Regions from separate parts of the Homo sapiens genome. Here region 2 is linked to region 1. Evidence: chromatin loops called from intact Hi-C (ENCODE). Cell type or tissue: PC-3. All regions are shown on one strand. Links, peaks and the distances in the headings refer to the core of each region. The heading gives the core; the rest is flanking DNA.

Evidence for each region. A loop is a pair of places that touch in the nucleus more often than their neighbours do. Peaks named below come from ENCODE experiments on the same cell type or tissue, not always from the same donor. Only the 100,000 strongest peaks of a DNase experiment are listed, where the experiment ranks them.
Region 2: it touches region 1 in a loop (2.3-fold over the local background); 3 of 110 quality-filtered maps call a loop at or near these places.

What each region holds. Positions count from the first base shown.
Region 1 is chr2:72,163,537-72,167,940 of GRCh38, forward strand. No RefSeq gene overlaps it. Among named protein-coding and RNA genes, the nearest start is that of CYP26B1, 18 kb to the left of the region's middle. In PC-3, for the core only: no CTCF peak of the experiment used is centred there; a DNase peak (open chromatin) is centred at 2,505; H3K27ac peaks cover 510 bases.
Region 2 is chr2:72,323,616-72,328,019 of GRCh38, forward strand. The region is part of intron 20 of EXOC6B (exocyst complex component 6B); the gene reads right to left. Among named protein-coding and RNA genes, the nearest start is that of CYP26B1, 180 kb to the left of the region's middle. In PC-3, for the core only: a CTCF peak has its summit at 2,434 (motif pointing left); no DNase peak of the experiment used is centred there.

The DNA of each region.
Region 1 (4,404 bases), core at 335-4,334:
TTCAATTCAGGTAATACTTATTTTTCTAGAAGCATAATCCATCTTCCTTTAGGTTTACAGATTTATTTCCACAAAATTATATAAAGTATCCTCAACATTATTTATATGGATATTAGGACTATCTACAATAGAATTTTCCAGGGAATCAACTGCAAACCTATTAGATCTGATAAAAACATGCAATAACTTCTTTGGATACATGATGAACATAATCAATAGCTTCCTTATGTGTTTATAACAATAAACTTGGAAATATAATTTCAAATATATAACAAATAATGTGCATATTCATGTGAATTCATTTGAGTAATGTGAATTCATGAGTCATGTAAGACTTATGGGAAGAAAACATAATCCTTTGTGAAATACATAAAAAAGGACCTAAATAGAGACTTACCATGTTGGGATGTCAGTTTCCCCCAAATTTAATAAATTCAATGTAATCCTAATCAAAATCCACAAGAGGTTTTCAAAATGATACTTCACTAATTCTGAAGCTCATCTGTGAAACTAAACACACAAGGAGAGACTAGACATTTTTGAAAAAGATCAATAGTAGAGACTTTCTCTATTAAATATCAGAACATATTTTAAGGTTACATAAATTATAATGATCTCAAATTGGCACAGAAATAGACCAGTAGAATATAGAGTCTAGAAACAGACCCATGTATTGCAAAGCAGTGAGGAATGGGTTGACTGATAATAATAAGCACTTAGGATCTTCAGATAGCCATTTGAAAAAAAAGGTTATATTTGCATTTTATATAACCCCAAATAAAATCTAGATAGATTTAATATTTAAATATAAAATGAAACTAAAATATTTTTATAATCTGGTGGTAGTGGTGGGTGAGAAAGCTTTCTTATGTAAGATATAAAACTCAAGAGCTTAAAGGAAAAGACTGATGATTAAACTATATTAAATTTCAAATATCTGTCTGATGAAAGATGCCATAAACAAACATTACAAATAGGTGAAAGTGGGAAGTATGGGTTAATAATTATGAAACTGTATGCAAGGGTTGAATAACTAAGTAAATGGCTAGTATATGGCAGGAGACAGGATCTCACTCTTGGAGAGAGATAAGCAATAAGGAAAGACTAGAATGATCCCTGGGGTACTGGATTACATTTGGAGACATCAGTATGAATTCAAGTTTTATATATATATAGAGAGAGAGAGAGACAGAGAGAGAGAGAGAGAAAGAGAGAGAGAGTATGCCTCATAACACAAACACACACAGAGATGTACAGATACAGAAACAACTAGAAATATTGTATATACATGCATTATCTTACATAATACAGTATCTAGCTGTCTGCTGAGAGCATAAAAGCAATGACACCCCAGGAGCAATGAGCATACCCAGCACCCAGATCTTGATTTTAAAATACCCCTCTTCAATAAAAGGAACCAGTGCTCCATGAAGAACTGGTTAATGCTAGGGCTAGGACAGGGAAAGTACAAGATAATCTTGCAGCATCTTGAGTATCATAGAGCAAGGAAATCATCAAAAAACAAAAGGATAAGGGTATGTCAAAGGCACACAAGAGCCAGTCTGAAAGAGTTCCCAGTGACCAAACCTGGAATAATTTAAGTAACAAAATAGGTAAGTAACATGGAATTGGATTATAACCCAAAGGATAGAATAAATACGTAAGGCAAAGGATAGCTACATAGATCAATGGGAGAGAACTGAGATTCCAGATATAAAGCCATACATCTACAATTAATTGATTCTTAGCATGGATGCCAAGACCATTCAGTGGGAAAGAACAGTCTTTTCAACAATAGTGTTTGGAAAACTAATATAATTTGAATTGTTCATATACAAAAATCAGTTCAAAGTGGATCAAAGACCTAACTGTAAGAGCTAAAACCATAAAACTCTTAGAAGGAAACAAAGGCATAAATCTTCTTGACTTTGGATTAAGCAGTTCTTTCTTAGATTCTTAGATATTATACCAAAAGCACAAGCAACAACAAGAAAAAAATGGATAAATTTGGACCTCATCAAAATTTAAAACCTTTTGCATCAAGGATACTGTCAAAAAGTGAAAAGACCCATAGAATAGGTTAAAATATTTGCAAATCATATATCTGATAAGGATCTAAAATCCAGACTATCTGAAGAACTCTTACAAGTCAACAATTAAAAAACAAATTGCCCAATTTAAAAAGAATTTGAATACGATATAAAAATGGTCATCATCATGACCATTTTTATATCACATATATTGTATATATTGACCATTTGTATATCAAATGGTCATGGAAAAATTCTCAACATCATTAGTCATTAGGGAAACTCAAGTCAAAACTACAGTGAGGTGCCTCTTCACACCCACTAGGATGACTATTACTTAAAAACATAAACAAAAAAATGGAAAATAGGAAGTGTTAGCAAGAATGTGGAGAAATTGGAACCCTCATATATTGCTGATGGGAATAGAAAATGAAGCAACTGCCTTAGGAAACATTTTGGCAGTTTCTCAACAAGTTAAACATAGTTACCGTATGACACAGCAATTTCACTCCCAGGTATATACCCAAGAGAATTGAAAACACATGTTCAAACAAAAACTTGTATACCGATGTTCATAGTGGCATTATCAGTAATGGCCAAAAAGTGGAAACAACCCACGGGCTCATCAATGGATGAATGGATAAACAAAACATATACAATGAAATATTATTCAGCCATAACAGATATGAAGTACTGAGTATGCTACAACATAGATGAACCTTGAAAACATTATGCTAAGTGACAGAAGCCAGGCACAAAAGGTTGGATATTATATGATTCCACTTATATGAGATGTCCAGAATAGGCAAATTCATAGAGAGAGAAAATAGATTAGGGAGAGGGGAAGAGGGGAATTGGGAGTGATTACTAATAGGTATAGAATTTCCTTTTGGGAGGATGGACATCTTCTGAAGTTAGACGACGTTGGTTGCATAACATTGTGAATATACTGTAAACCACTGAACTGTATGCTTTGAAATGGTGAGTTTTATGTTGTGAGTTACGTCTCAATAAATACAAAAAGAAAGCCCAAAATAAGTGCCAAAAATCCATATAAGTTCATACTAATATAAATAAGTGACTTAAATTATTGGTCAAATAAACAAACAGTATTGAAGAGACAATTCTTTCTTACAGAAGAATTCCAAATAATTTATTGAGAGAGTCTTTGTGGGAGGTAAAGCTTAACCCTCCTGCCCTTCCCTGCCCCTTCAGTATAGGCTGCAGTTAGTGATTTGCTTCTAATAAATAGAATCTGGAAAGGGAAAAGTAGTAATTTTATAGTGGAGAAACCTGGCAAATGCTGCCTTAACTAGTGATGAAGGTTAACATCACCAGTGATGTCATGTGAATGTCATGTATACACTGATATATGATAAGGAAGTCACTTTGCCTTTGGTGTATTCTTTCAAAAAATCCATAGGCCCAATCTAATCAAGAGAAAAACTTCAACACAAAGTGAGGGACATTCTACAAAATACCTATCACTCCTAAAAACTGTTAAGGTCATGGGAAAGAAAGAAAGACTGAGAAACTGTCACAGACCAGAAGACACTAAGGAGATATGACAGCTAAATGCAATATAGTATCCTACACTGAATCCTGGAACACAAAAAAAACATTACTGGAAAAGCTGGTGAAATCTGAATGAAGTCCTAGTTAATACTATGTGCCAATGTGGTATAAAAAGTTTTCACAAGTGTACATTGTAATGTAAGACGTTAAAATAGGGCTTACTGAGTGAGTAATATCTGGAAACTCTCTACCACTTTGCAACTTATCTCTAAACCTAAAATTAGTCCAAAATAAAAAGTTTATTTAAAAGGAAGTGGAAGACTAGGAGAAAATATTTGCTCATATGTACTGAACAAGTATGTAATTATCATCAAGAGGATCAATGGGTCAAGGATCTTGTGACAGACCCCATCTCTTGACAACATTCATTTCCCCCTCATCTCCCTGCAGAAAGCATTCAGACTGGCTCAAATAGTGGTGAAGATACCTTGATATCATGCCCCTATTCTATCCATTTATCTTTCCATTCATGCATACAATCAGTTCATTCAACAAAATTTCTTAAGCATATTTTATGTGGCAGAAACTCTTCTAGATACTGCGGATAAAGCTATGAATAAAACATCCTGCTTACAGCTGCAGGAACTTACAGGGTATGAACCATGACTGGTATTAACCAGACATGATGATCTTACTCCTTCTGGTCATGACTGGTTTGGGGGTGCCCATGTGATCCAGTTCTGGCCAAAAAGATGTAAGAGGAAGTAATATGAAGAGATAATTTTAAATAATAATTTACATTCTGGAGGCTGAGGTGGGAGGATCACTTGAGCCCAGAGGTTTGAGGCTGCAGAGAGTT
Region 2 (4,404 bases), core at 181-4,180, 160 kb after region 1:
AAAATGTGGCACATATACACCATGGAATACTATATAGCCATAAAAAAGGATGAGTTCATGTCCTTTGCAGGGACATAGATGAAGCTGAAAACCATCATTCTCAGCAAACCAACACAAGAACAGAGAACCAAACACCGTATGTTCCCACTCATAAGTGGGAGCTGAACAATGAGAAGACATGGACATAGGGAGGGGAACATCACACACCAGGGCCTGTTGGGGGTGGGGGGCTAGGGGAGGGACAGCATTAGGAGAAATACCTAATGTAGGTGATGGGTTGATGGGTGCAGCAAACCACCATGGCACGTGTATACCTATGTAACAAAACTGCACATTCTGCACATGTACCCCAGAATTTAAAGTATAATCAAAATAAATAAAAGAGAAAGCAGGATTTAAAAAAAAAGTTAAATATAAAAGGACATAGGCATTACAAATAAGCATATAAAAAAAAAGACCAGAAAGAGCCCCACAAAATAAACAATTGTGTTAAGATAGAACATTTAGTTAGGGCTTATTTTTCATCTTTGATAACTATTTTTAATCTACTATAGTAATATTTTCATAAACAGTACTTCTTAATAGAGAAAAATAAAGCAAATGACTTGTAATTTGATTAAACATGAAAAATTAACTCAAGGCTTAATTTCTTTTCAGTTACCTCTATGCTCAGAAGAGCTCAGAACATTTAATAGTTAGCATTCTCAATTCCTTACTTTCTGAGAAATGGCAGGAGCCCCAGTATGAGCCATTAGCCAAAGACACAAGTATCCTGTCATGTAATGAATCAGCAAGAGTTAAGTGATCACTCCAGGTTGCCTGACTTTCATCTGGATACCATTTCCATGCAGGCAGACTTCTTAAGTAGGCCACTACAGTACAGTGACAGCAATAGTAGAAGTAACAATAATAGCTACTTCATTAATTAAATGCTTACCGAATCATAAGCAACATAATTATATTGTCTTATTTAATGCTTACTCCAACATTATAAGCCTTATAAGCTATTTAAAATTTTCATTTAATAGTCTAGGAAATGACACCTCAGAGAGGTCAAATAATTTGCCAAATGTCACAGCTAGTAACGTAAGGTCTGCTCAGTTCCAAACCTAATCACCATGCTGCCCTGCCACCCAGTAGAGGGTTCCTGAAATTTGTGGTTACAGAAGCCCTATTTTTCTGATGCTTGAGGGGTTGAAGAAAAGAGGGAGACACTAGAACTTAATAGACCGAGGCAGAATTTTCTTTCTTCATACCTAAGGGGATTTGGAAAAATGCTGAGCATTCAGCATAAAGAGACTCCAAACACAACTCTCTGCTAACCTACTGGGAACAGATCTTAAGTCTCTGGACTGACTGGGATCTTGCCTATATAACTAGTCATCAGAGCCCATTTTTCTTTTCTACTGTATATTCTTAGCCAGTGTTACAGTATAAAACATGAAAAGGGAATATCAAAAGCTATTCTAGGAAAACAGGCTGTCCTTTCACACAAATGTTATCCAGAAAGGCTTCATGCCCACGTTGAATTTCATTTCATGTACAACAATCCCTTAACCGCATCTGAGAATGTCGCATCATCTCTCTCACTCTCTCCACATTCTCAACAAGTTATTTTACCCTTAAAATCAACAGACCAAGAAAGAAATGATCCTGGCGAATCAAGAAGCAGCTATTAATATTTAAGAGATGAGAATCCCATAGATATAGCTGGTTGTGTCTGAAATTGTTCCCTTTGCAGATATGTACCCTACACAAGGCTCCTTCCTTGGGTACCATTGCCTCAGAGGATCGATCTCCCTAACTGTACTTTTGCCTCTTTAACTCATTCATTCTGGCTTGCCTCCCACTGTACTTCTTTCTTTCATTCAAGCCTGGTGTTTTATCTCCTGCTACCCAAAAGGTTGTCAGAACTGCTACAAACCGAAGGGCTTTCATCTTCTGCTTGTCTTCACATACCTGCCATTTATAATAGTTTAATCTGACATGGCCCACGGTGCCTCTCATTCATGAGCTAGCATTTCCAGACACAAACTCTCGAGGGAAGAACCCTCAAAGAGGTCCAGAAGCAACCTGATTCCTGTTCTATCTTCACTTGTCCTCTTGGGACTTGACACTTTAGACTGTCCTTTCGGTTTTCTACCTTCACTGATGCTGTCCAGTTCCCCTTTCATAATCGGTCCTACCTCATACCTTTACCCATTCCTGGTTCCTGGACTTGCCCTAGAAGGAAGTGTTTTAACACTCAGATTAGGGTTCTGGATTCTCCTTTTGGTCCTTGCTCCCCAGGGATCCATGCTTGTAACTGTGGCTCCCAGGTAGTTAATTCTTTTATAGCTAAGGGTGCTTCTTTCTTGGTAAACTGAACTATGTCCTAGTTGCCTCAATCTGGACCTTTGGTGTCACTCTCTGCTGCCCTCCACCGGCTACCAGTAGAATGCAGTAGTTAGAAATGGGTTCCAAGGCTTTTCCTTGGCCTGTAAGGGTCCTCTAGTAGAAAGCTACACAGTGCAGTTAACGAAGATGAGATTCGTGTTCAAAACCTAGCAGTTTTCATTCAACCAGTACCACTACAACAGCCTCTGATACCACTGCTACTCCCAGGGAAATTCACTGGTAATGACTCTCCTGTCCCTTCTCATAAAGATGTGATTGTCTCAAAAACTTTCAAATTCCATGTTTGTGGATATGCATATTCATGCTGTATGGTAGAGGTTAGGGAGAAACCTTCTGAGTTCCTCAGGCTTGGTTTGTTGGGAGAAGCAGAAAGTAGTGCAATGCCTCAGGCTAGACAGGCAGCAAGGCGTCTCACAGGTTACCTAGGTCCCCTATGATACAGCGTGAGAGGATTGACAATGCTGTCTGTGGACTAAGGTAGCAATTGCTAGGTGGCTTACTATGTTATGCTTGTTAGCTCTTCACTCAAAAGCTGAAATGGAATGGAACCAATGCCTTCAAACTGACTGACTTTGCTGTGAGGCTATCTAGAGTGATGCTGGCACCACGTCCACATCAAAAGTTACAGTCATTGTTCTACTGAAGCAGAGGGGTAGGAGAGTTGTCAAAGATTAGACTGACAGTTCTGTAAAAGGTCATTCTAACACCTAATGGAAAGGGTGTTCTATTAGGATGGTGCAAAAGTAATTGTGGTTTTTGCCATTAGTTTCAATGGCAAAACCGCAATTACTTTTGCACCAACATAATATACTCTGGTGGAACCTCTAAGTAGTAGGGCTCTGCCTCCAAGGATGAAGCGGAAAGTGCTGGGCAAGCCAGCGTTTGGTTAGACTGTGGCAATATGGGTTGAAAGCAACAATGGAAACTCTTAGCCTGGGAGGCCCATGAGTCAGAAGGCCAAACCTCATTAATTTTTCATGGGGAAATATGTCAAAAGCCTGGTATTTTATCTCCTGCTACCCAAAAGGTTGTCAGAACTGCTCCAAACTGAAGGACCTTCAACTGCTGCTTGTCTTCACATATCTGCCATTTATGATAGTGCCTGTCATTCATGAGCTAGCATTTCCAGACACACAAACTCTCCAGGGAACAACCCTCAAAGAGGTCCAGAAGTTACCTTTCTACCACATACAATTGTGCAAAGAACCAACTGTTTGGGGCTTACATTGCTACTAAGTGGGTGTGCTTGCTCTCTGAGGAAAACCACAGTGGAGTTCATCAGCCCTTCCACCTTCCCTTCAAGGACCCCTTCCCCATTAAAATAAAAATAAAAAGGAGTCTACCTCTCATAAGACTACCATGGTCTTAGTGTGGTTATCATCTACTACGAATACTCCCTCTCCCCTGATTCCTAATCTCCTGAAACAATTCCATGGGGACTTTTAGGAAGTTAGACCCCTGAGGTGCTAAAATGATTTTCATAGTAAGAGGATAATGAATAGAAAATGGCCTTCCAAACATGCTATGATGCCACTTGGCCCATTAAATTTTGGTCTTTTCCTGGTACTTAAATGACATCTTACATGATTTTCTATACCAAAGATTTCTGCTCTGTTTGGATATTATTTCATGAGGTCCTGGTCTGCCAAATATGAACTATTTGTTAAATCAAAAAATGCCCTGAGGTAGAATTTCCAAACGCACTTCCTCCCCAGTTAAGAAGCTGGTATGAAGTGAGATGAAGTCTTGGCAGTTCTAGAGCAGATTCTCCTCCAATCAATTAAGGACATTCTAGCAAATCCCAGAATTTGTTACATATTACTGGCAATTCCTCCTACTAATTTCCTCTGATGGCTCTAGTTACTAATGTCTCAAGCAAGGGAAGGAGATAGATCTTTTTTGCAGAGACTACTAAAGCATTCCAGAAGCTGAAGACTTTATTCATCTGTGCCCTATCCTTGCATATGCTGATCCAGCCTTTGCTATAAAGTCAAAGTTCTAGCTCAA